Regions from separate parts of the Homo sapiens genome. Here region 1 is linked to region 2. Evidence: chromatin loops called from intact Hi-C (ENCODE). Cell type or tissue: endothelial cell of umbilical vein. All regions are shown on one strand. Each heading gives the region's core, and the rest is flanking DNA. Links, peaks and the distances in the headings are about the cores only. Region 1 overlaps ANK2 (ankyrin 2). Region 2 overlaps LOC105377375 (a long non-coding RNA gene).

Region 1 (11,866 bases), core at 97-2,596, 500 kb before region 2:
AACTGTCCTGAGAAGTTATTGCTGGTGCTGGCCAGCCATGGCTTAGGACTCCAACAGCCACTCTGAGGGAGGGGAGAAGGGAGCAGAGGCCACGCAGAATGAACCGATGGGGTATTCAGTTGCTGGCAGCTACATTGTGTGGCATTCTAGCATCTTCAGGTCTTTAGATCTTGGACAAGTTGGCAGGGTATTTTAAAAGCTATAACTACTGTAGTTTTCCAGTTTTCATTGCTGCTTTAGCAAACCACGCTGTCTTACAGTGGTACTTTCTTCTGGCCACTGCACTGTAGATAATTCATTGGAAACAAGATTTACCCACTACATAAAAGGTTAAACTCCTTCAGTATGTTGGAGTGGTTTCTTTTTTTTTTTCTTTCTTTCTTTTTTTTCTTCAGGTTTATATCTTCTCTAATACCTGCATGTGGCGTTTAAAAATCAAGACCACGGTCAAACCCCTCTTCTAATCACATTAATTGTTTCCATTCTTTTTACCCTGAGTGAGCACTTTTCACTTTCCAGCTAGGTCTGTTTTTCAGCTTGCAGACAAGATTGAGAAATCCTTGAAAATTTGGTTTTGGTTAAAATTTTTGGTTTATTTATTTGAAATCCACACTCCCTTGGAAACTCTTAAGTGCATTTGTGCACTTCTGTTTGTTTGTCTCAAAGAAGGGACTGTAACAATCTGAGTAATTTCCATGTCCTCTTCCTTATTCCTCTAGTGGTTGAAGCTGTGTAGCATTTTAACATATATATATTCACAAATATATTCATATAAACAGTATACATTTTGAATCAGTCATTTGTTAAAGAAAAGTATATTCAATGAAGATGAAATTTAAATAAAAAAGGACAGAGTCTATCCTCCAGGGATTGAACATTTTCCAATTATCTGGTCTTTTCCTGTTGTGCAAAAATGACTCATTGCTCCGAATGTCAAAAACAAATGCGACAAACAATGGCACTTCATCATTTAAAGTAATGTTGCCAAGAGAAAAAATTTCCTGGGAGGGAGGTTTCCCACAAGCCAAATCTCCTAAGCCTCAAATGCTAGCACTTTTTGGCAGTTGGATAGGAAATGAGACATTCTTTGGCAGCCAAAATAAGAGAGGCCGATGGTGAAACTTTTTGAGACACCCTATGGCCTTCTTGTCAAAACCTTCACTGGAGCTCAAGAAAAGCATTTCTGTTGTGTTATTTGCAGTGCAGATGATGTCTGTGTAACAACATAATGGTTATTCACCTTTTTTTGATTTTGATTTTTGCTGTGTTATCAAAAACTTGAATACTGTGAGAAGAAGTGAATTTTCAGTTGACGAATCAGCATCTTGTTCCCATGGTGATAACACTAATTGAATATATCTATGAGGGCATGTATTAGTTAATGGAAAAAAAAATACAACACTAACAATACATAGCTGCAATGTGTACAATGGCTGATTTAATTAAATAAAATGTACAAGTGTTAAATGTGGCAACGGTGATTTGTTCTTCTTTATCATGAATCTGTGATTTCAGGAGAATAAGAGGTTTTAAAAAGTTGAGCTAGACTTGAAACCAACAGAAAGACACAAATTGCTTTTTTTCTTATGGTTTTTATTTAGTCGCTGAATATGCTATATGCCTGGCACTGGATTAAGCACTGGGATAAATAGATTTTGCCTCTGCCCTCAAGAAATTCTTATTGTTCTTGTTATGCAAAAGAAGAAAATGAGGATTTTTGTTTTGGATCACTACTAAATGAAAGAAAATAGGAATTTGGGGACTTGCAGGGGATGAGAAAGGGTAAGTGGGATTGGCAGCACAGCAAGACTGGTTTGGTTCTCTCCCATGAGGCCATGGCTGTCACTAAATACTTTCTGTCTTTGGGAACAGCAGTTGGCTCTGGAGTTTTCTTTCTGTCTTAGAGCCTGAGAATTTAAAATTAAATGGATATATTAATATAAATAAAGACAGGGTAGGACTATGGAAAATCAAAATCAGTTGTGTGTGGAGAGTTTTGTTTCATTTTTTGAAAAATCCCTTTACTGTTGCTTTAATATTTTTTACAGTAAAAACAAAACAAAAAAGACATGATTTAGAAATTGAGTAGGTTTTATTTAAATCTTATCTGGTATGAGACAGGAAGCTCACTGGATCTGATTTCTATCCTTGGTTGATTTACAGGTCTTCTGAACTTAAAATACCAATTATGCTTGACATTTTTCAAAGAAAACAGTTAAAAATAATTCCAAAGTAGGAGTGTCTGTGTGATCATCTCTCTCCTTCTCATTTGTTTAATGTGCTGTACTTTCTACTTACAGGAACTCTGGGCTTGTGTTACTTTGGGTTTGATTAAGGAAATCAAAGCATCAGAGAAGATTCAATGTCTTCTCATGTTTAATTATTTGCTGTGCAAAACCCATTTTTGTAAAAGAACTTCAGTGAGTCATATGCCGTTTTACAGAAGTATATTTAAAGGTAGGGTGGGGGAAACTTCCAGACTGAGAGAAGATTATGCACCACTCATAAATCATTTGTATTAGTCATGAAGAGGTGAAAGTGACATATAAGCACTCGGAAACAGGCTTGAATTGAATTTGAAATTAGTTTGCTCGTGGAGTCACTTGATTTCTGTAAGCATGGAGAGTCTGGGTGTGGGCAAGTAGTCAGGCAAATGAATAAATCAGATAAAGAGAAGTTAAACGTAGGTCTAGTGAGAACCAAAATCACTACGAGGTTCTCCTGAATAACAGAATAAAAATGAACTGCTTGCTTTCATCATGCTCTAAAAGAAAATATTTCAAAGTCTATGTCTTTGGTTGCCACCTCTGCTTAAAAACTATATGCTCCTTCCTTCATTTAAGGTATCATTTCTCTTTCTAATCTAATTGAAGCTAGAATTACAATCATAGACTGAATCACCAAAGTAAGAAAATCTTTTAGATATCTGTGCGGTGGGGATGGAGGGGGCGATGTCCTGAACACAAATTAAAATACTCCTATTGGGTTATACTCAGGCCTTCTGGGAAAAACAAAAGTACTCCCTGGCTTTAAATTAGTTCCACAGTATGAAGTAAATAGTGCATATGGATAGACTTTGGATGGAGCTATTATCTATGGTAAACAGAGACATTTGGCAGTGGCACATGTAATATTTCAAGAGATGTCTTCAGTCACTGGAGACATTCAGTTGTTCAGTTCATGGAATGTTTCCATGAGGCAATGTGACAAATTGGTAAGTGTGTTATCTTACAGTAAGACCTGGATTGGAATCAGTCCAGCTCTGTCTAGCCCCCTTCCATGACTTTGTAAAGGTTTATCGACTGGATGACAATTTCCTCATCAGTAAAATAGGAGACACTGCTACTAGCCTTGGATGCATCTCACTGCTCCAGGCAGGGAAGGTCAGCCAGCCCTGGCCTGTCTGTCACTCCTTAGTGTAGAAGAGCCCCTGTTGTGCAAGTATCCTTGATGTCCGTTCATTGTGGATCCCTGTTTGTGACCCTCTGCCTCTTTGTGTAGGAGTCAGCCTCGGGGTAGGTGTTAAAGGCATTAGCTTACCCCTGTAGGTTAGAAAATACAGTTAAATCTTTTCCTATTATAATGAGAATCACAGGGATGTTGTCAGTTAAGCCCTTCGATTCACTTCCCATTTGGAGGAAGGACTCTTCAGGATCTCTTTCTGTTTCTTCAGTGGGCCCTGTATTAGTCAGGGTTCTCTAGAAGGACAGAACTAATAGGATAGATATGTATACGGGGAGTTTATTAAGGAGTATTAAATCACATGATCTCAAGGTCCCACTATAGGCTGTCTGCAAGCTGAGGAGGAAGGAAGCCAGTCCGAGTCCCAAAGCTGAAGAACTTAGAGTCCAATGTTTGAGGGCAGGAAGCATCCAGTGTGGGAGAAAGATGTAGTCTGGGAGGCTAAGCCAGTCTAGTCTTTTCACATTTTTCTGTCTGCTTTATATTCTGGCCATGCTGGCAGCTGGATTAGATGGTGCCCATCCAGATTGAGGGTGTCCCTGCCTTTCCCAGCCCACAGACTCTAATGTTAATCTCCTTTGTCAACACTCTCACAGACACACCCAAGATCAATACTTTGCATCCTTCAATCCAATAAAGTTGACACTCATTATCAACCATCACAGGCCCTTATAACTCGGTTCTGGTTTCCATTCCTTTTTCTTCCCCCACACTCTCTATTTTGAGGTGTTCTTTTTTTCTTACCTGTCAAAACTGACTACAGAATTGGAGAGAGTCACTCAAACTCCCCTACTGAATGGCTATGCCCCCATTAGCAGCAGGTCCTCCACAGCTGCTACAGAGCATTGTGGGCAGGGTCTGGGCTTGACTGGAGGTGGCTATGGACACCTCAGCTGCCTTTATGATGTGCAGAAAAAACTGAATCATGATATCCACAAAAAATACACATACGCATTGTGCCAGTTTTTCCTGGCTGTTGATCAGAACTCAGACCTCGTCTAGGCTGTGCTACAGAACTCACATGGCACTGGTACAGCAGCAACTTCTGGATGAAAGGTGCCTTGTGTGAATTTTTCAAGTGACTCACAGATAGGTGATACCTTGGAGCCTTAGAGAACGACCATAGCATACCCTTTCTCCTCAAAGAGTCAGGGAGATAATTTAGAGTCTATTGTTCTAACAATCCAATTTGTGTTCAGATTAATGTAGTAGTTTCCTAGGGCTGCCATAACAAAATAGCATGAACCAGATGATTTAATCAACAGAAAGTCATTTTCTCACAGTCCTGGAAGCTAAAAGTCTAAGACTGAAATATGGGCAAGATTTTTTTTTCCTGAGGTCACTCTCTTTGGCTTGCAGACCACCACCTTCTCGCTGTCCTCACATGGACTTTCCTGTCTGTGTGCCCACATCCCTTATGTCTCTGTGTATGTCCAATTTTCTGCATTTTGTAAGGATGCCAATCATATTGAATTACAGCCAACCTTAATGGCCTCATTTAACTTAATCACCTTTTTGAAGACCCCTATCTCCAGATGCAGTCACATTCTGAAGTAGTGGGTGTTAGGGGCTTTGACATGAATTTGGAGGAGGAGAGGACACAATTCATCCCCTAACAATTGGGCTTAATCCAAAAAACAAAGCCCTCTAGGTATTTTAAGAAGGAAGGGATCTAATGCAGGGGATTAGAAACTCACACCAGTGTCAGGAGTGCCACAACAAATGAAGGCAGGTGTAAACCAAAAACGATCTGAGACAGGTCGCAATCAGTTTAGAAATTTATTTTGCCAAAATTGAGGACATGCCTGGGAGATAGGTCTGTGCCTTCTTCGAAAATAATTTTGAGGGCTTCAGTATTGAACGGGGAAAAGCAGGCTGGAGGAGGAAAAGGAAGGGTATGATCACACTACTAAATTCACATGCTGCAAGGGAAAAGGAGCAGGTAGGGGAATACTCAATTATGTATTCGTTTGGCACTCAGTAAATTGGCGCTTTACATAGAGTAGCTACCCGTGGGGATTTTTAACCTTTTATTGTAGCTATCTGCTTAGAAACAAAAGGAAAGTCAGTGTCTTGCTTGACTCAGCTTTCAGCTTAATTTTTTCCTTGTGGCATAGTGCATTGGGGGTCCCAAGCTTTTATTTTCCTTTCACACTGAGGAGCTACTACTGCTACGAAGAAATCCACCAGTGCAGAAATCAGAAATCCAAGCTGCCACTGAAGGGCTCAGATTCATGTAGCAGCAAAGTATATGTTTCTTAGGAGATAGCCCATATATGGCTGCAAAAACACTCCATGTGTCTTCTGCCAGAGTCCATGCACCTCTCCCCAGCTGCTCCCAAAGGTATAATCATTTTTCTTCTCTTTCCTTTTCAAATCTTGGGCAAACAACTTTCATCGGCAAAATCAAATACATAACCCCACTGGAAAGGGATTCCAAAAAATGTATACCTGAGGCTCTTCCCCCAACATGCAGGGAAGAATGTAGAATAGGTCCAAAATAATGCTCAGCTGCTAACAATCAATCACAGTGGCTAAGCCAGAGAATAACAGTCTTCATCCATCCACAAATGCATGCAATTCAAGACCTACTATATTTTAAACATTGTGCTATAGTGCTCAGGGTAGACTGGGCCAAGATCATGGCCCAATGGGTCACTTTTGCTGAGTTTTCACTATTGCCAGTTACTATTCAATGCTCTTCTTTCATCTCCATCACAATCCTAGGAAACAGATCCAGGTGAGGAAACTGAGGGGAAAAGAAATTGAATAACATGCCCCAAATCATGCAGAGAGAAAACGACAAAGCTGGGATAAGAACTCAAGCAAATGGCACCAACAATAAACAACACTCCATCTTTGAAAAACACAGACCCTTCCCTTTGGATTTATAATCTTGCAGCAGAGACATATTGAACTGATCATTTAACAATTAATTAAAAATTACTTTTCTTCCGGAAAAAATTCTTCTTCTTCTGGAAAAATATATTTATAAAGGGAAACAGACCTTATTCAGTAACTTTGTCATTACTATTCTGAAAAATCTCTTTCTTGCTTCTCAAGCCCATTTTCTCTTCCTTATCTGCTTCACATTTGGCAGATGAACTTGACGCTGTTTTATAAGAAAGTAGATGTCAATGGGCATGAATTACTACAATGCTATATTAGGGTTCTCTGGAAAAACAGAACCAATAGTGTGTATGTGCCTGTGTGCATGCATGCCTGTGTGTGTGTGTGTGTGTGTGTGTGCACACATATATAAAGAGATTTATTGTAAGGAATTGTTCCACATGATGATGGAGGTTGAGAAGTCGCAAGATCTGCACTCAGCAGAGTGAGCAGAGCTGATATAGATTCAGTCTGAAGGCAGGCTTGAGATCCAAGAAGAGCCAGTGTTTCCGTTTGAGTCTGAAGGCAAGAAAACTAATAGCTGAAGGGCAGTCAAGCAGAAGTTTTGTCTTAGTTTCTTTTATTTTCTTTTTGTTGTTGTTCTATGTAGGTCTTTGATTGATTGGGTGAGGCCCACCTGTATTAGGGAGGGCAGTCTGCTTTACTCAGTTCACCCATTCAAATGTTAATCTCATTCTACAAACACACTCACAGACATACCCAGAATAGGGTTTAACCAAATATCTGGGCACCCCATGACCCAGTCAAGTTAACACGTAAATTAGCCATCACAAATGCCTTTTCTATTACTACCTCCAAAATTGTCTGTATTTACGTGAACCCTACTACTCATTGTTCTCACAAAGAATGCTCTCTTGTCTCCTGGATTTATGGCCTGTGTCCTTGCTATGGTCTAAATATTATGTTCAAAATTCGTATGTTAAAATCACCCTTGCAATGTGATGGTATTAGGAAGTGAGGCCTTTGGGAGGTGATTCATATGTTGAAATCCTCCACCCTCAACATGATAGTATTAAGAGGTGGGGCCTTTGGCAGGGCTTCACCTTCATGATTCGGATTAGCATCCTTATAAGAGAGACCCCAGAGAGCTAGCTAGTTACTTCTGCCATGCGAGGACACAGTGAAGGTGCCATCCATGAACTGGAAAATGGGCCCTCACCAGACACCAAATCTGCTGGCATCTTGACCTTGGATTTCACAGTCTCCATAACTGTGAGAAATAAATGTCTATGTTTACAAGCTGTCCAGTTTATGGTATTTTGTTACAGCATCCCAAACGGACAAAGACATTCTTGCTGTCCCCTCCCCATCTCCTGCGGCCTTGCTCTGTCATGGTGTGCTCACTGATGATGGCTTTCTCTCCCAGCCTGTGAGCACAGCTTATGAGAAAAATAGATTTATCCCTGAATCCTGTCTTTACACCTAACTAATGCTCTCTTTCTCTCTCTCTTTTCCTTTGCCTTTTTTTCTACATATGCTTTCCTAGTTTTTCATTACTCAATCTTCCTGCAGTGTGGCTTCAAAAAATGCTGAACAGTAAACATATTAGAAACTATGAGATATGGCTAAACAGAGGTCAGAAGAAAACTAAAAGCTTCAAACTAGGGTTCTAATTCCTGTGCTGAGAGTAGCCAGACAGGAAAATAATATGTGAATTGTCTGAACATAGAAAATCAGGAGAGGGGCTGGCCTATGGCAAACTTAAGAGAACATGCCACATATTATATATATTGAGATAAATAGAAACCTTCAATTTATGAAGGTTTTAATGTAGGAAATAAAAATGTGAAAATGCAAAATATATCTAAGAGTTACCTTTTGAAATAATAATATTGATAATGGCTAGTAACATCATCAAGAGGTAAAAGAGAAAGTAGAAATATGCAATGATAAAAAAGAGAATGGAGGCTGAGTGCTGTGGCTCATGCCTGTAATCCCAGCACTCTGGGAGGCCAAAGTGGGAGGACTGCTTGAGCCCAGAAGTTCTAGACCAGCCTGGGCAATGTGGTGAAATTCCGTCTCTACAAAAAAATTTAAAAATTAATGAAATATGGGGATGCGTACCTGTGTTCCCAGCTACCTGGAAGGCTGGGGCAGGAGGATTGCTTGAGCCCAGGAAATTGAGGCTGCAGTTAGCTATGATCATACCACTGCACTCCATCCAGCCTGGGTGACAGAGCAAGACTGTCTCAGAACAAACAAACAAACAAAAACAAAAAAAGGGGGGGGAGATAATTAGAGAGGAAATAATAGATAATAGTAAGAAAATGTTACCTTATTTTTTGTAAGTAAATATAAAAACTCCAATAAGAGAGATGATTTTTAAAAGATAATTAATAAAATCTACCACAGAAGAGATAATAAAGGTAAACCCCAATAACCATAAAATAATTTGAGTCAGCAAATATTTAACCCCACAAGAAAGAATGAGATCTAGGTGCTGTCACAGATGGATTCTCTTAAACTCTCAATACACAGATAATTTTAATACTGAAACCACCAGAGACTCCCAGGAGAAAAATTCCTAGTTTATCTTGTTTTAAGACAGCAAGTATATCATTGGTACCCAAACTGGGCAAATTACATCAAAAGAACCTCAAAATAACACAACAAAAATTCTTAGACCAATTTCACTAAGGAATCTCTTTACAAAAATTACAAATAAAATATAATATAATTGACAATGCATTTTAAAAACAAACTATAAACAAATGGTTTCGTTCCAAGCAAAAATAGTTCATTAGTAATAGCTGTTAATGAAATTCCTCATATTGGAAGATTAAAGGAGAAACAACCACATACCAATGTTTCCATAGTTGGCCAAGAGGCATTTGGTGAAATTTAGCATCCATTTCATGTCCTTTTAAGAAAGTAGGAAGGGATGTATTCTTCCTGAAGGCAATCAAATTATGTATGTGTATGTGTATGTATGAATTGCATTTCCTTTACAAATGATCAAATAATCCTTTGTTAAGAGCACTTAAGTTACAATCATTTTAGCGTAGCTTTTGCAATAATTTGCAACAACAGAAAAAACCTTATCTCTGATTTCTCACCCAACACAACCACATCTCTCCTCTTGCCTGCCTTGTGCTGGCCCTCAGCATCACCAATTAAACCATTCATTTTTATTGTGGTTTTTTTTTTAATAAAGATGGGGTTTTACCGTGTCACCCAGGCTGGTCTCAAACTCCTGGACTCAAGTGATCCACCTGCCTCAGCCTCCCAAAGTGCTGAGATTACAGGTGTTAGACACACACCTGGCCTATCATTCCTTTTAAAATTGGTATCTAAATTGTTAGCTCATCTGCTTACAAGGTGATATCAGTTAGGGAGTATTTATGAATTCTTTCTTGTAAAAAGGTCAAAATCCTCATACATTTATTAAGAAACACAAAGAGAAAGCAAATTGAAGATTCTATTGTCACATAATACAGTTAGAAAGAATTTACTTTTAAGATGTAGTTCACAATTGATTTTGATTTTAACTAGAATTTGTGCTTCATCAGGAATACCTTTTACTTCATGCCTTTTTATCTTGTAACTTTTTTTTTAATTTAATTACGGGAACTAAGAAGGGGACACATGCTCCTCACACCAAAATTCATCTTGTTTGAAGATGAACACTGGGAGCATTTCTGCTTTAAAACTGAGAATAAGACAATAAAGTCCCCTATGTCCTTAGTGGCATAACATTAAAGGCAAAGTATTAAAGGCATAATATTAAAAAGGAAGTATTACTCAATTCAATACAATGGACAAAAAACAAGAAATACAGTATAAAAATAAAAAAAAGAATAGGTAAACATTGTCAATATGCAAACGATGTTTGTGAATCAGGAAAGCCAAAAGGAACCAACTGAAAGAAAAATTACTGTCAACCATTTGGTCACTCTTTTCAACTCATCATAGAATATGTCTAACTTTCCTTAACACACACACACACACACACACACACACGCACACACACACACACACACAGACCCCTCCAAATTAAAAATAAAAATGAAGGGAATTTTATATATCATTTACAATAGAGAATAAATGCCTAGTTATACATTTAGAAAGAGCCTATTTTAAAATGTTTCAAGTTTTTACTTCCATAAATGGAGGGACTTGCACTAACTTATATATATATAGGCATATAACAATTTAAATACATCAATTCCTTCTTAATTTATTTCTTAATTTAATAAGATCACCATAAAATTGCTTATAGGATTTTAATTTGAGTTGATAGGAAGAAAAAACAAGAATGTGAATTAATCAAGAAGATTCTATGGGTAAGAAAAAAAGGAATGTTGTCACCTGACTCAGTAGACCTACCGGATATTAAAATATATTTTAAGCCACTGTTTGTAAAACAGTTTAGTACTAGAGTAGCAAGAGACAGCGAGAGCAATGAAATAGGATGGGGAATCAATGGAAATTTGGCACATAATAAATACAGCATTTCAAATGAAGCCTAGACACTATAGTGTTAGGTCAAATGGCTGCTAATTCGGGGCAGGAAACAAAGCTGAATGCCTATGCGTTACCTTCACCAAAATCCCTTATAGATAGCTCAATTATTTACATGTAAATTTTTTTTAAAGAACCCGTAAAAGTAATAAAAGAAAGCTTAGGCAAACGGTTTATTACCTTTGGTTAGGAAGATCTTTGTAGGCAAGAAAAAAATCATGGTGGAAAAAAATAATACATTTGACCATATAAATATTTTAACTTTCCATGCAGAAAGAATATTATAAGCTAAATTAAAAGATAAATGGAAAAGCATAAATTTACTGTCCAAAAAAGTCTCATATGCCAACAATTTAACAGAAAAAAAAGCAAAAAATATGAACAAGCTGTTCACATAGGCACACAAAAACATTCAAATGACTTGTTTACCTGGGAAAATATCCTGGTCTCATCGATAATGAAAGAAATCATAAATCAAAACATTAAGATGCAACTTTTTAACCCATCAATTTCGAAATAATTACAACTTTTATAAGACCAAGTGGTCGCCCAAGAGTGGGAAAACGGGGCACTCATAGGCCAGTGGGAATGAAAAATAATGCACGAAGACAACACCTTTCAGAATTAAACATTTAGAAACTCCTTTGATTCAACAATTCTACTATAAGGAATTTATTGATCATCTCCATGCAAAAGGAAGATATTGTACCTTTTAAAAAATCATAGTAAAAATATTCAAATTTTATATCTATAACAGGATGCATAATGGAACATGTATAGCTGTTATCTTCAAGATATGTCTTGGCCCGAGCGTGGTGACTCACGCCTGTAATTGCAGCACTTTGGGAGGCCGAGGAGGGCAGATCACTTGAGCTTAGGAGTTCAAGACCAGCCTTGCCAACATGGTGGAACCCTGTCTCTACTAAAAATATAAAAATTAGCTGGGCGTGATGGTGCATGCCTGTAATCCCAGCTACTTGGGAGGCTGAGGCTTGCAGTGAACTGAGATCGTACCACTGCACTCCAGCCTGGG
Region 2 (12,970 bases), core at 5,768-8,267:
AACAGGTAGTCAACAGACTAATCGCCTAAAATGGAAAACAAAAGATTTTTCTTTACCTTTTAAATAACTATAGAAAAAAGAGAGAGGAGGAAATAAATTCAACTGGCCTCATGCTGTCTTTATTGGGTCTTATTGTTTGGAAAGCTGAGTCTCCCCTCTATCAATGAGTACAGGTTTTTGGCTTAAAAAATTTTTAGAGTTATCACTTTGGCTAAATAAATGGCTTATAGTAGCCTGGGATTCTGTTCTGTGTTATCAAGTGTTTTAAACCTTTTGATATCTGACAAACTTTTCAAGATCAAATTAAGCATTGGGTACTTTTAGGTCCAAAAGAGATATTTTTGGCTCATTTGGTATATTAAACCCATATAAGAAACATTGTTAAATAAAAAATGTTGTTTAACCTTCATTAGATTATATTCCTATAAATGTGTTAATATGTATTTGAAAATTATATGAGATTCCTATAATTCTGATATGCCTCACTATATGTTATTAATAATTGTGATTGTTATGTTAAATTATTGTGTGCCACAGAGATTACCAGATTTCTTTTTTTTTTTTTTTTAGATGGAGTTTTGCTCTTGTTGCCCAAGCTGGAGTGCAATAGCGCAATCTCGGCTCACTGCAACCTCTGTCTCCCAGGTTCAAGTGATTCTCGTGCCTCAGCCTTCCAAGTAGCTGGGGTTGCAGGCATGCACCACCACACCCCACTAATTTTTGTATTTTTAGTAGAGATGGGGTTTCACCATGTTGGCCAGGCTGGTCTCAAACTCCTGACTTCAGGTGATCCGTCTGCCTCAGCCTTCCAAAGTGCTGGGATTACAGGCGTGTGCCACCACGCCCGGCCTGATTACCAGATTTTCTTGTTGATTGTGTCATTAGTCATGGCTATCCTAAGACTTTTGCCATCCACAGACAATTGTTATCTTGTTTTGATTCTTTTCAAAAGGCAGTTTATAATCAGCTATAGAACTCTGACAGGTGTTCTTGAAAGCAAGTCTCTGATAACTTTGGAGATTGGACTATTAGAATAGAGGAAAAAACTTCTAAGACTTTCCTGGAGATGTTACATGTTAATAAATATTGAGTGGAACAAGAGTTAATTGCATGGACTAAACTAATAGAAAATCGAAATAATCTTTTTATAAATTTCCTGAAATTCTGCTGATCCTTTTTGTTTTGGTTTTCAGAGTCAAGAAAACTTTTTTCCTGTTGAACTAGTTATATCTTTTAACAATTAACTACTATATATTCCTATAAGCAAATTTGGAGCATGTTTCTTTCTACCTGATTTCTTTAGAATTTGGAAACTATTTGTGACTATTCTTAACTTATGGCAATATAGTTATTTGCATAAGTTCAATAAGAATCTGTTTTCTTTTGTAACAGAACACAAGTGGGGACACTGGCTATTTTACCAGGCTTTTGACTGAAATGGCATGCTTCCAACTGCTTTAAAAATTTGAGGTTGACTTATAAAGCCGATAAAAAGCCCCTTGGAGAAACTGGCCTCATACCTTGTCTATGCAGTCCCTGTATAGAGTAAAAAATGTCACTTTCTAACAGGTTCTGGAACTCCAAGTTGTATTGGGACCTTAAGAGGGGAGGAATTCACACAATTCATACAAGTATTTATAGGGACAGATAAATCAGTGGCTAGGTTCAAGGCTTTAAAAAGTCTAAGCTAAGGTTCCTTACAGAACAAAGTTCCCGCAAAATAAAAAATATATATATATGAGAGTCTATACGACAAATAATTATTCTTGCTGCACTTTATGCAAATAATCAGGCCAAGTATAATAAGACTAAAACTTAATTGCAAACAAATCAGTACTACCATGATTTGTCTTTGATAAAAGTGAAACTGGAGACAAAAAGACCATAACATACCTGTTGTTAGATTCTAGTCTTGTCCATTGTTATTGAGTTTTAAAATATTATTTTCTATGCAACAAATATCCAAGCTAACATTTTCAAGTTTTTCTTCCATTTTTCTGAGTTAAACACAATAAAATTGCTAGTATCTCTTTTCTAAGGCCCTGCAGACTAAAGTTTATTTCTTATAACACAGGCAAGAAAAATGTGTCAGATTGCCAGCATCTTCCTCCTCTGTAACTAAAGATGCTTTGAGTGTAACGTCTGGGTAGATTATGCCCACGATTAATGTTTGTTTTTCTTCTGGTTCCATATAAATGCCTCTTATTAAAAGTCTATTTGTCTTATATTTTGACAACAGGAGGTTGGTTCTCCAGTCAATTCACTTACATTTCAAATGGCATCTGATCTCTTCTTATAAGCATTGTTAAACTGGGCTTAAGCATTTTATTAATCACTGGGTGCTATTTGATTTTTAAAATAATTATTTATTATATTCAACAGGGGTACAGATAATTAAAGTTTATGTCTTCAGGCTTCAGCCATTCCAAGTCACGCTACTGATGGCCCAAGGAGTCCAACCCTTACCATCACAGGAGGATCCTAGTTCCTACTAATCTTTAGAACAGTCAGTGAAAAATTTCCATGCCCTCCAAGGTTAGGCAGGGATGACAATCCTATTCAGTAGGAAGTAGCTTCAGAAGATGAGATATTTGGCCCTCTCTAAGAATAAGGAGAATATAATCTCTCAGGGAGGAACTGAGATAGAATAGGAGTGGGATGTGGCTCCCTCTTCACATATTTTTTCTTCTTTATTCTCTTCACAAAATCCACAGCACTATCTTGCTGATGCTATACCAACTAATCCTGAGGCTTTAGTCACACATAGAAAACAGTCATTCTTCTGTGCTCTCATAATGTTTAACCACACCTTTTATTTAAAATATTCTAAAAGTTGGACTTAGGAAATCTTAACACTGAACCACAATTGCAGAGTGTCCCACCTCGGGAAAGAATGCTGAACAATTGATTTACAGCCTTGTCGTTGCTGGCCAGACCACCAGGTGGCCCATTACTCAAGATAACCATAGCAACAAGATGCGCTGACCTGCATACCCTACCCATCATGTGCTTTGCCCAGCTCAGCCTGAATGTTTTACCCCTGATGTCAATTCCTGTGCTTTGCCTAATCAAGCAAACAAAAAACCCTACTGGATTTTTTTAAGGAGCCATCCAGAGGATTCTTACACCTCACTTCTGCTGTCTCCCTTGCACTTCAGCACAAGCCCCAAAATAAAAGCTTTGTCTGGGAAATCTGCTTGGCCTCGTGTTAATTTCCATTACAGGGGAGGCCAAAGACCCTGTGATCTATAACTCTCTCTCTCTTTCTGTCATAAATTAATGAATGAAAACTGAAATGCATCCAATGCCACGGAGAACTTTTATTAGTGATCATTTCACTTAATAATTTAATTCGTCTCACCACACCTTGTTTCTTCAGCCATAAAATAGGGTTTATAATGTATCTACTTTGTAGGGCTGTTGGGAGGCAGAGAAAATATGTATAAGATGCCTAGATTTGTGCTCACACGAAGTAAACGCCTAATAAATGTTGGCATTAAACATTTATATGAAGAATGTTTTGATTTTCATGTTCTTTTTGAATACTTTTTACTTCTTCAATTTTCTACAATGAGAAGAATTACTTAATAATCACAAAGCAAAACAAAGCATGAAGGGCTTTAGAAAAATCTCTGGGTGATATTAATTCAATATTGAGCTCCAAATATAAAGTTCTATAGAGCGAGGTTGAGTTTTAAAATTTGTGGCTTATAAATAGCGCCTGTCAGGCCAGGCGCAGTGGCTCATGCCTGTAATCTCAGCACTCTGGGAGGCTGAGACAGGCGGATCACCTGAGGTCAGGAGTTCGAGACTAGGCTGGCCAACATGGTGAAACCCCATCTCTACTAAAAATACAAAAAATTAGCCGGGCATTGTGGCACGTGCCTGTGATCCCAGCTACTCGGGAGGCTGAGGCAGGAGAATCGCTTGAACCTGGGAGGTGGAGGTTGCAGTGAGTGGAGATTGTGCCACTGCACTCCAGCCTGGGCGACAGAGTGAGACCCCGTCTCAAAAAAAAAAAAAAGAAAGAAAAGAAAAGAAAAGAAATAGGGTCCATCAGAATAACTGTATACACAATTTGAAATATTTTATCAATATTCTTTAAATATTTTAACATTAAATATTAATAGCAATAATGGATCTTCATGGTAAAATGTATCTTTGTGTTATGCTCATCTACATATACTTGACTAAATTTGTGTACCTTAAAGTTGCCACAAAACCCCACCTCCTAAAGGCTACAGTGTTTCTGGATGGGTGGTTCACAAAATATCCAGTTGAACTTGTCTAAGATTTTTCTGAGCATATGGTGAAGAGGTGGGAGATGATGCTTTCAGTTACTCATACTCACTGGCTTTGCCTGGGCTGATACATTTCTGGAACTTTAATATTATTCAAAATAAAGTAGAGAATTGAGCACAATGTATTTGATTATTTCTGACTGTTGGTTGGTCTCCAGTGTTGATAGGAGTCTGGCAATAATAACACAGCAATACAGTCTAATGGCTTTGGATTCTTGAGTTTTAAGTCATTTTGTAACTCAAAGATGGATGTTCCAATTTTAGTTTCACTGCTGACTGGCTGCCTATTATTATCACACTGTCCTGTTTTTCTTAAGCATAAAATGGGGTTATAATGTTGACCTTTGTTTCTCTTTCAGAGTATTTGTTTCAAAATTCTTTAAGGTGTAGTGTAACAATGCATATAATGTGCCCAGACAAATTAAAAATATATAACTAGGAAAATAACTCAGGGAAATATCTTGAAATAAGAAAAATAAAATAAACCTAGAAGTGAGTAGTAAATTGCTTGCCAAGAGATACTGTGTACTTATTGGATACAGGCCACGATTTCAACTCAACGTGCTTTAACAGCCAATGAAAAAGGAAAAAAAATGGGTTATACAACTCAGAGGGTCAATAAAATAAAGTTGATCATGTCAATAAGCACAAAATCAAAACAAAGCAGTTGCTCCAGAGAAACTATGTTACCGGTAATTTCTCCACAGTAAATATATAGGTACTTTTCATAGGGCAATTTCTTATATGATTCTTTAAATTAGACCAATAAATGAACACCAAAACGTAATTTTATATAATTAATCTATATGGGGCCAGAAAACTATGTACTCATGTACAAGCTTTTTGATAATCTGGCTTAACCCATGCACTCACATTGAAGCTCCTAGAGAGACTTGGAAGGATTGCATATCTTTTAGGCAGTCCTCAATTATGCATCTTTAAAGTGTACCTTTGTTAAGAAGCAGATTGCAATTATAACATGTTGCCAGTTAGATTTCAAGTTAACTCACAGTTAAGTTTCAATGGACTGAAAAGGAGAATTGACTTCTTGTGAAAATTGAGTTTAAGAAGAACAGAAAGCTAACCAACCTCTTCATTCAGATGGGTGTAGAAATCATTGGTGAGCAGGGCTGGACCAGGATTCTTGTCTTGAATATGAGTCATGGAAGCAGGTTGTTCAACAGAAGAGCAAACTAAAAATAATCGTCTGGACACAGTGGCTCATGACTATAATCCCAGCACTATGAGAGGCCACAGTGGGAAGATAGCTTGAGGCCAGAAGCTCAAGACCAGCCTAGGAAACATAGTGAGATCCCGGTCTCTACAAAAAACAAAAAAGAAAAAAAAAATTAGCTGGGTGTAGTTACTTTTGGGAGGCTGAGGTAGGAGGATCACTTGAGTTTGAGAAGTCAAGGGCAACAGAGCAAGAAACTGTCAAAAAATAATAATAAAACCAAACAGAAATTAAAAATAATAAATTGAAAACAGACATTTAAAGAGATGAGTCTAAACAAACAAAAAACAGAAACAAAATATAATTTTAAGGTAAAATTTATTCTAAAAATAAAATATTAATTTTAAAATATGGAAAAAGCAACTAAGTTTAAAACAATAAAGTTTGAAAATATGTGCAATATAAAAAGCTAGATCTAAAAAGCAAAGTTATGAATGAGATTATTAAGACTAAAAGTAGTTTCTAAGAATGTACAAATAAAGTAAAATTGTTTTTATTAAAAATGTAGGAGTCACCATTTAAGTTAAAGAAAAATAAGAGTGAGGCAGAAAATCCAAAATATAAGAATAATGAAATTAGAATAAAACTTAGGAATAAATGTTATACAAGTTAATAATACATTTTAAGTCAATTTTGAGGTGCTGAACCATAGAAATCAATGTTTAGTAAAGTCAGAAAACTCAACCACAGTGTAGGTAGGCTACTGGGAGTCCTTAGTAAGGAAAGGTTTTGGTTTGAGGTGGCTTGAAGGTGCATTCTTCCTTAAAGGAGCAGAACTATGCAAATTCTTTAGCCCATGTCTTTAGTAAAGGCCCTCATTCTTGTCAAAATTTTCACAATTATAAGTAAAATTGTGATAAACACTTATATACCTACATCTTTGCACTTTTTTAAAGAGAAAAGTTCTGAAAGTTTAGTTGGCTAAAGTATATACTTTTTTTAAAAGATTTTTGATGCTATGTAATGCCAATTTGTCCTCCTGTGACTGGTAGTAATTTATATGTAAACCAACAGTTCATGAAACATCTATTTCACTCCCCCCTTGTATAAGGTTATTATGATACCATTTTCATTACTGCTGATAATTGAAAAATATCTTATTTCAAATTGTGTTTCTTTTTGATTGGTATTGAGATTGAACCAACACTCATTAAAGAAGTATTTGTTTATTCTGAACTCTTCCTCTTTTCTCTGTTTATCTTCATATAAACAGACGAGAATAATTCTCACAAGGCAGATAACTTAACTGGCAAATGACTTTGGTGTAGTCATTATATACAAAACATGTTTGTCCATATCTCTTTTGTTAAGCAGGCATTTCCCAAGCTTCCTGATTACCAGCTAGGTCTCAAACCTGGCTTGATTCCTAAGAAAATGGAAATATGATGAATTGATGGTAGTTATTTAAATTCCCAAGTTTATTTGGTGACATAAAACATGCTAAGATGACTCATGAACTTCCAGTTTAACTAAAATTAAAATGAAACAATAAGTTAAACTCAAACTGTTCTGCTGAATAATCAAAAGTAGATGTCAGCTGGGTGCAGTGGCTCACACCTGTGATTCTAGCACTTTGGGAGGCCAAGGTGGGAGAACTGCTTGAGCCCAGGAGTTTGAGACCAGTGTGGGGAACATAGAGAGACCTTGTCTCTACAAAAAATATTTTAAAAATTAGCTGGGCATGGTGGTGTGTGTCTGTGGTCCCAGGTACTCAGGATGCTGAGGTGGGAGGATTGCTTGAGCTTAGAAGGTCGAGGCTTGCAGTGACCCGTGATTGTACCACCCTGCATGGGTGACAAAGTGAGACTTTGTCTTAAAAAAAAAAAAGTCTACATACCAATGGCTGGTTTAGGATTATTGAATTATCTAATTATTTTGTTTCTTTTTGCGTATCAGATCTCAAAAATGAAAGCAAAGTGATACGAAATTAATATATTTTAATTGTAACATTCTATCCAATTCAAATTTTATTTTCTGATACAATTTATGGACTACACATTTATGCTCTTGTCTAATGCATAGTTAAGTCTTCTTTGGTTGGCCTTTAAAATGTTTTTCCACTGTCCATTTAGAGGATATTGCATATTCTGAAGATAGGGTCAATGGCTTCTATCCTCTAAATCAGTGAACTAGAAAATAACGTCTGTACATTAAGAAATATTCACATCCTCACAAAAATAGTTTAAATCGTGAAAAGGGAAGACTGACATTCTCACATTTTAAAATTAGATTTCAGATTATAACAGGAAAGGTTTAAAATTTCTTAGAAAACATAAAAATTACAAAGTATATGGTAAAAAATCTTAAGTAATTTTTACTTTAATGGCAATTGTTCAAAATGTAGAGAACTGTCTGAAAGCTAGAAAATCCAAGATTGACATTTCATTAGATACTATTTTAGGATTGTTTTTCTTGGTTTTAATAGAGTTCATTGAGAATGATTTTTCAACAAGCAAAGAGACATTAAACATGTAAATGTAAGACTTTTATTTTAGGAAAATGGTTGACTAGCTGAGTAGGTAAACCCATCCCAGCATGGAATCTCTGCAGTAATAGATTAAAAGTGAAAATCTTTTGAAAAGTCATGGTAAAGATGATAAATTAAGAAAAACCATCAGAGGGCAGAACTGATAAGAAAACACAAATCCAAAATAGATGAGGTTGAAGTCAGTGTTTGCTGTTTACCTGAACAGCATCTGCCAGTAGTTGGTAACCTTGAGCCTGAATTATAATGTTGCCTGCATGCATGGAGGCTGGAAAGAAAGTACTAATAGTATGAACTTGAGTTTCATAGAAGGCTGGATCGGAGATAACCTCAAAAATCTGAGACTGCTCTTCCCAGACAGCAACACCCTCAGTGACTGAACTTGAGGGAAAACACCCTTGCGGAGGAAATGTTAATACTTGTCTGTCTTCTTGCAATATTAATTATGCATTTTTATATTTTATCATGCTTTGACATCTTGGGGTCTTGCTGATCTTGGAGAGACTGTCCCTTCCAAGGATAGCTAATTGCTAGAGATAGCGAACAACTTGCCTATGAGCATACCTTTCATATGCAAGCCAAACAATCCTGTCTCTACCTTCAGCCACCTCCTTTATTAACTCTCACACACCATACCAATATTCTCCCTGCTCTAAATCACCAACCAGGTACTAGGTAACTAGAGACCACCACTATAGCCCAAGGCCTGCTGAAATTTTAAAAACAATTTCAATCTTGTACTTGCTCAGCTTGCCTACTCCCTTTGTTCCTGAAAACAAAGAAAGAAAGAAAGAACACAATCACGGCTTTTGTCCATGTTTCCCTTTGTCCCTTCTGTCCCCTAATTGACCCTGGTGCTTCCCCAAGTGGCTTTGCATGGTGTGGCATGCCCTATCCTCTGGGGGACTGTGAGCAATAAACTCTTCTTTCAAGGCAGTTATCTCCATGTCTGTCATTTTATCATACCTGATTAAAACAAATCCCAGGTACATATTAAAACATCTTGGCTTTGGGTAGAACAGAATGTAAAATTAAAAACAAATACAAGAACAATGAAAATCCTTTAAACTCCTAACCAGAAGCCCTTACATACATAGGTATGAGGCAAGAATCACATTGCCATGTGACTTCAAAACCCAAGTCAATAATTAAGTTAAAGTGATTCTGGATTGGTGATGGCCCCATGAGCTTGGCAAAAGGAGACAAATCTGCTATGGGGGAAAGAACTTAAACAATTTCCAGGCAATTTTTAGAGTTCCAGTGAGTATCATCTCACAACAAAATACCATTAAAAACATGAAGAAATAAGTCATAAACAAAGTTAGCAGAAATCAAATCAAATTAAATTCTCCTTTCCTCAGGGCCCAGTGGCTTGGAACTTCTGCTTATGGTGGAGGTAGAGAAAACAATTTCTCACAACCTTGTTCCTTTTCCAGGACTTAGTTCTCTGGTGCTGGGAGTGGGGGGAAGGAAGAAGGGTCAAAAAGCCGTTTCCATATGCAACTGCCCATAGTTGATTAGCTGATGTTTATTTTGTTCGTTGAAATCGCTCTTCCATTACTTAAGCAAACCCACCATGAGGTAGATTACTTATCCTTTTCTGTTTTTTGCAGCCACACTTCTATGGTAGGCATTCAACTGCTGGTTTTCTAAAGGGTAGATGTTTGTTGGTTCTGTGAAGGGTTCTAAGGAAGCCTTACCCTTTATAGTTCCCTAGCTTGGGAGAGTCAGCTGAGGCTTAACCACTTAACCTGCTCATTTCTGCTGTGGGAGGGGCATTCTATTACTTCGTGTTGAGAATTTTCTCTTCTAGTAGCTCTCTTGAAGTGAATTAATTTATCTTATTGACAAACTAATTTCTTTTTTTTTTTTTTTTTTTTTAGACGGAGTCTCGCTCTGTCACCCAGGCTGTAGTGCAGTGGCAGTGGTGTGATTTCGGCTCACTGCAACCTCCACTTCCCAGGTTCAAGCAATTCTCTGCCTCAGCCTCCTGAGTAACTGGGATTACAGGTGCCTGCCACCAGGCCCAGCTAATTTTTTTTGTATTTTTAGTAGAGACGAGGTTTCACCATCTTGGCCAGGCTGGTCTTGAACTCCTGACCTCATGATCCACTCGCCTCGGCCCCCGCAAAAGTGCTGGGATTACAGGCGTGTGCCACCGTGCCTGGCCTGATAAATTAATTTCTAACCAGCACCTAAGGTGATTGTCAGAAATATCTGTATCCTTGCCATACAACAGAACAGGCATACAGGTTACCTCCCCACCTTCTCCTTGCTGTTTTCTCTCCTCGACATCTTTCTTGACTTTCTTTTCTCTCATCAGCAGCTGTAAGTCTAGGGCACCCGATATCCTGCTGGCTCAGTAGTTAGGAAATTTCACACAAGGGATGATCAGCAGTCACAACTTAGTGAAAGGGGTAATGGTTTTAGCAACCTCCATCTTGTAGGATGACAGAGAATATACTGGATGCTTCTCACCAATGGGAGGAGTAAGAGAAGCTGCTCCACAAATTCTCATTCCCGTCAATAACGACTTCTAGCCTGCCTTCATTTTATACAGTCCAGAGGAAGTCAGGAAGTAAAGGGTTGGAATGATGAAGAGCTCCAACTGTGCTGAAATAGTGCCCCTTAGCAAGCCTCTCTTGAATGTGATTGAGCCCACAGCCGGTAGTTTTCTGACTTTAGAATTTGGCATTACTTGACATTACACTGTGGATTCTTTCATCAATTCTGGGAAAATAAGAAAATGCATTTGCATTATTTGGCTTTAGACTGTGGATTCTAGGCATTAATTCTGGGACAATAAGAAAGTTTTCTACCAGTATTCTACAACAGTGCTATAGTAACATAACTTATCATCAAAGAACAAAAATTGTCATTCGCATAAATATTAGCATATAAGTAACATCATTGAATTATCTGTACCATATTAAAACTAACGTTTGTAATGACAATTTAAGTTTTAAAATATGGAAAACTGGTTGTTGGAAATAGTATAAAAATATAAATAATATCAGAAATGAACCATAAAGGTAAGGCTTGTGCAGTTAAATATAGGTGTATTAGTCTGTTCTCATTCTGCTAATAAAGACATACCCAAGACTGGGTAATTTATGAAGGAAGGAGATTTAATTGACTCACAGTTCCACATGGCTGAGGAAGCCTCACAATTATGGCAAAAGGAAAACAAGATACAACTTACATGGCAGCAGGCAAGGGAGCTTGTGCAGGTAAACTCTCCATTATAAAACCGTCAAATCTCGTGAGACTTATTCACTACCACGAGAACAGTATGGAGGAAACTGCCCTCATGATTCAATTATCTCCACCTGGCCCTGACCTTGACCCATGAGAATTATTACAATTCAAGGTGAGATTTGGGTGGGAACACAGCCAAATCCTATCAATGGGTAAGATCATTATTCTAGTTGCACAATTGTTCTGAATGAGTTGTGAAGAGAGCCATTCAAACTGAGAGATTCTGGGGTGTTAATTTCCTTTATGAATTCAATTTTATGCTTCTGAGATGTATCCTATTCTACACTACTTTGAACTTAGAGGGAAAAATCTTTTTAAATTTTCATTTCTAGTGTCTCTGTTTCTTAACCAGTTTAGTATAATAATAATATAAATTTTGGGTAGCTATGCAAAGTATTGTAATCCAGTCTTTCTATATATTAGTATAAGAAAACGGCAAGCTACTTCCACATAGAATATTGATCCAAAAGTATAATTAAGTAAAAAATCAATTTAAGGTCTCCTTCTCATCTGATGGCCAAAGTTTAGTAAGATTTGTTTTTACTTAATGTTTATTTATTCATGAGTTCTTACTGATTTCATACTAATAGTTAATTTCAGACTTTTGTCTTTTAAGATTGATGTATACATGAACTACTCAAATTCATGTCAAGTCCAGTATCTTTCAAAACCATTATATTTCTTTAGAAAACAGAAAGAAATTGAGAAATTCTAATTTAAAATTATGACAGGAGCCTTATCCATTGACAAAATTCTCGATTATTGAAAAGCAAAGAGTAGTTAGAACAAAGTGAAGATTGATGTAATGCTCAGTATATATCTATGAATGAATTTATTAAACCTGTAGTTGATGTAATTGGGAGAAACAATAGCTCTTGAAAACACAGCTAAGGTTTATGTATGACTCTTGCCTGGTGCAACAACTTAACAAGCTCTCTGGGGAGGGTTTATCACAAGTATCTGTATCATATATATTGCTTCCAGCTGGATTAGCAATAGTTGGTCTGTTCCTGAAGTTTCCAGATGAAGTTAAAACAAAGGGCAATACTTTTCACAGTTCCACAAAGCCACACCCTGAAAAAGAGAAATCATTTTTAAAAGTTTTATTTTATGGAAGAAATGTATCTTCAAGATACATTCCTAGAGCTTCATTTTGAAAATACCTGTTACCTTATGTATTATTCAAAAGCAAACATTCGTGAAACTCTTTTCAAATTACTTTGACCTTTTACTTTTCCACTGGCTATTTGGCCAGATAATTGATGTGACAGAGGCTTAGATTTTAACCGTTGTGTGGTGATAAAAACACAATGGTTGATTTATCTTTGTGGTGGGATATTACTTATGACCACAGAATTTTAGATTGTCACCTGAGATCTTGGTTCCCTAAATTAGTAATTTTGCATTTTTTTCTAAAGTAATTAACTGATTAAAATGCATAGGACCTCTTTCCCAACCCACCTATTTAAAAACCCTATCATTCATGGAAAGAAACAAATCTTAATTTAAGTTCCTCAAGTTGCATTCTTCAGGTTTGAATATATAAAAGAAGAATGCAGAATTCTTTTTTGGCAAACACTATTGTTAACTGATTTCCTATTCTTCTTTTCCAGAAAACTCTAGTGGACGTATATGATTCATTTCAATAGGCTAAAAAACATTACTGTCATAAAAGTTCACTTTTGTTCATTT

What was found. Peaks named below come from ENCODE experiments on the same cell type or tissue, not always from the same donor. Only the 100,000 strongest peaks of a DNase experiment are listed, where the experiment ranks them.
Region 1: it touches region 2 in a loop (4-fold over the local background); 22 of 110 quality-filtered maps call a loop at or near these places.

The regions. Positions count from the first base shown.
Region 1 is chr4:113,382,266-113,394,131 of GRCh38, forward strand. It overlaps ANK2 (ankyrin 2), which reads left to right. Exons shown (of 46, transcript NM_001148.6): 46 at 1-1,471. It overlaps LOC105377374 (a long non-coding RNA gene), which reads right to left. Exons shown (of 5, transcript NR_199847.1): 4 at 8,437-8,556; 5 at 5,228-6,185. Among named protein-coding and RNA genes, the nearest start is that of MIR8082, 240 kb to the left of the region's middle. RefSeq lists an enhancer at 3,213-3,942. In endothelial cell of umbilical vein, for the core only: no CTCF peak of the experiment used is centred there; DNase peaks (open chromatin) are centred at 1,166 and 2,486; H3K27ac peaks cover 2,025 bases.
Region 2 is chr4:113,875,985-113,888,954 of GRCh38, forward strand. It overlaps LOC105377375 (a long non-coding RNA gene), which reads left to right. Exons shown (of 3, transcript XR_939087.3): 3 at 571-1,101. Among named protein-coding and RNA genes, the nearest start is that of ARSJ, 97 kb to the right of the region's middle. RefSeq lists an enhancer at 8,564-9,065. In endothelial cell of umbilical vein, for the core only: no CTCF peak of the experiment used is centred there; a DNase peak (open chromatin) is centred at 6,887; H3K27ac peaks cover 886 bases.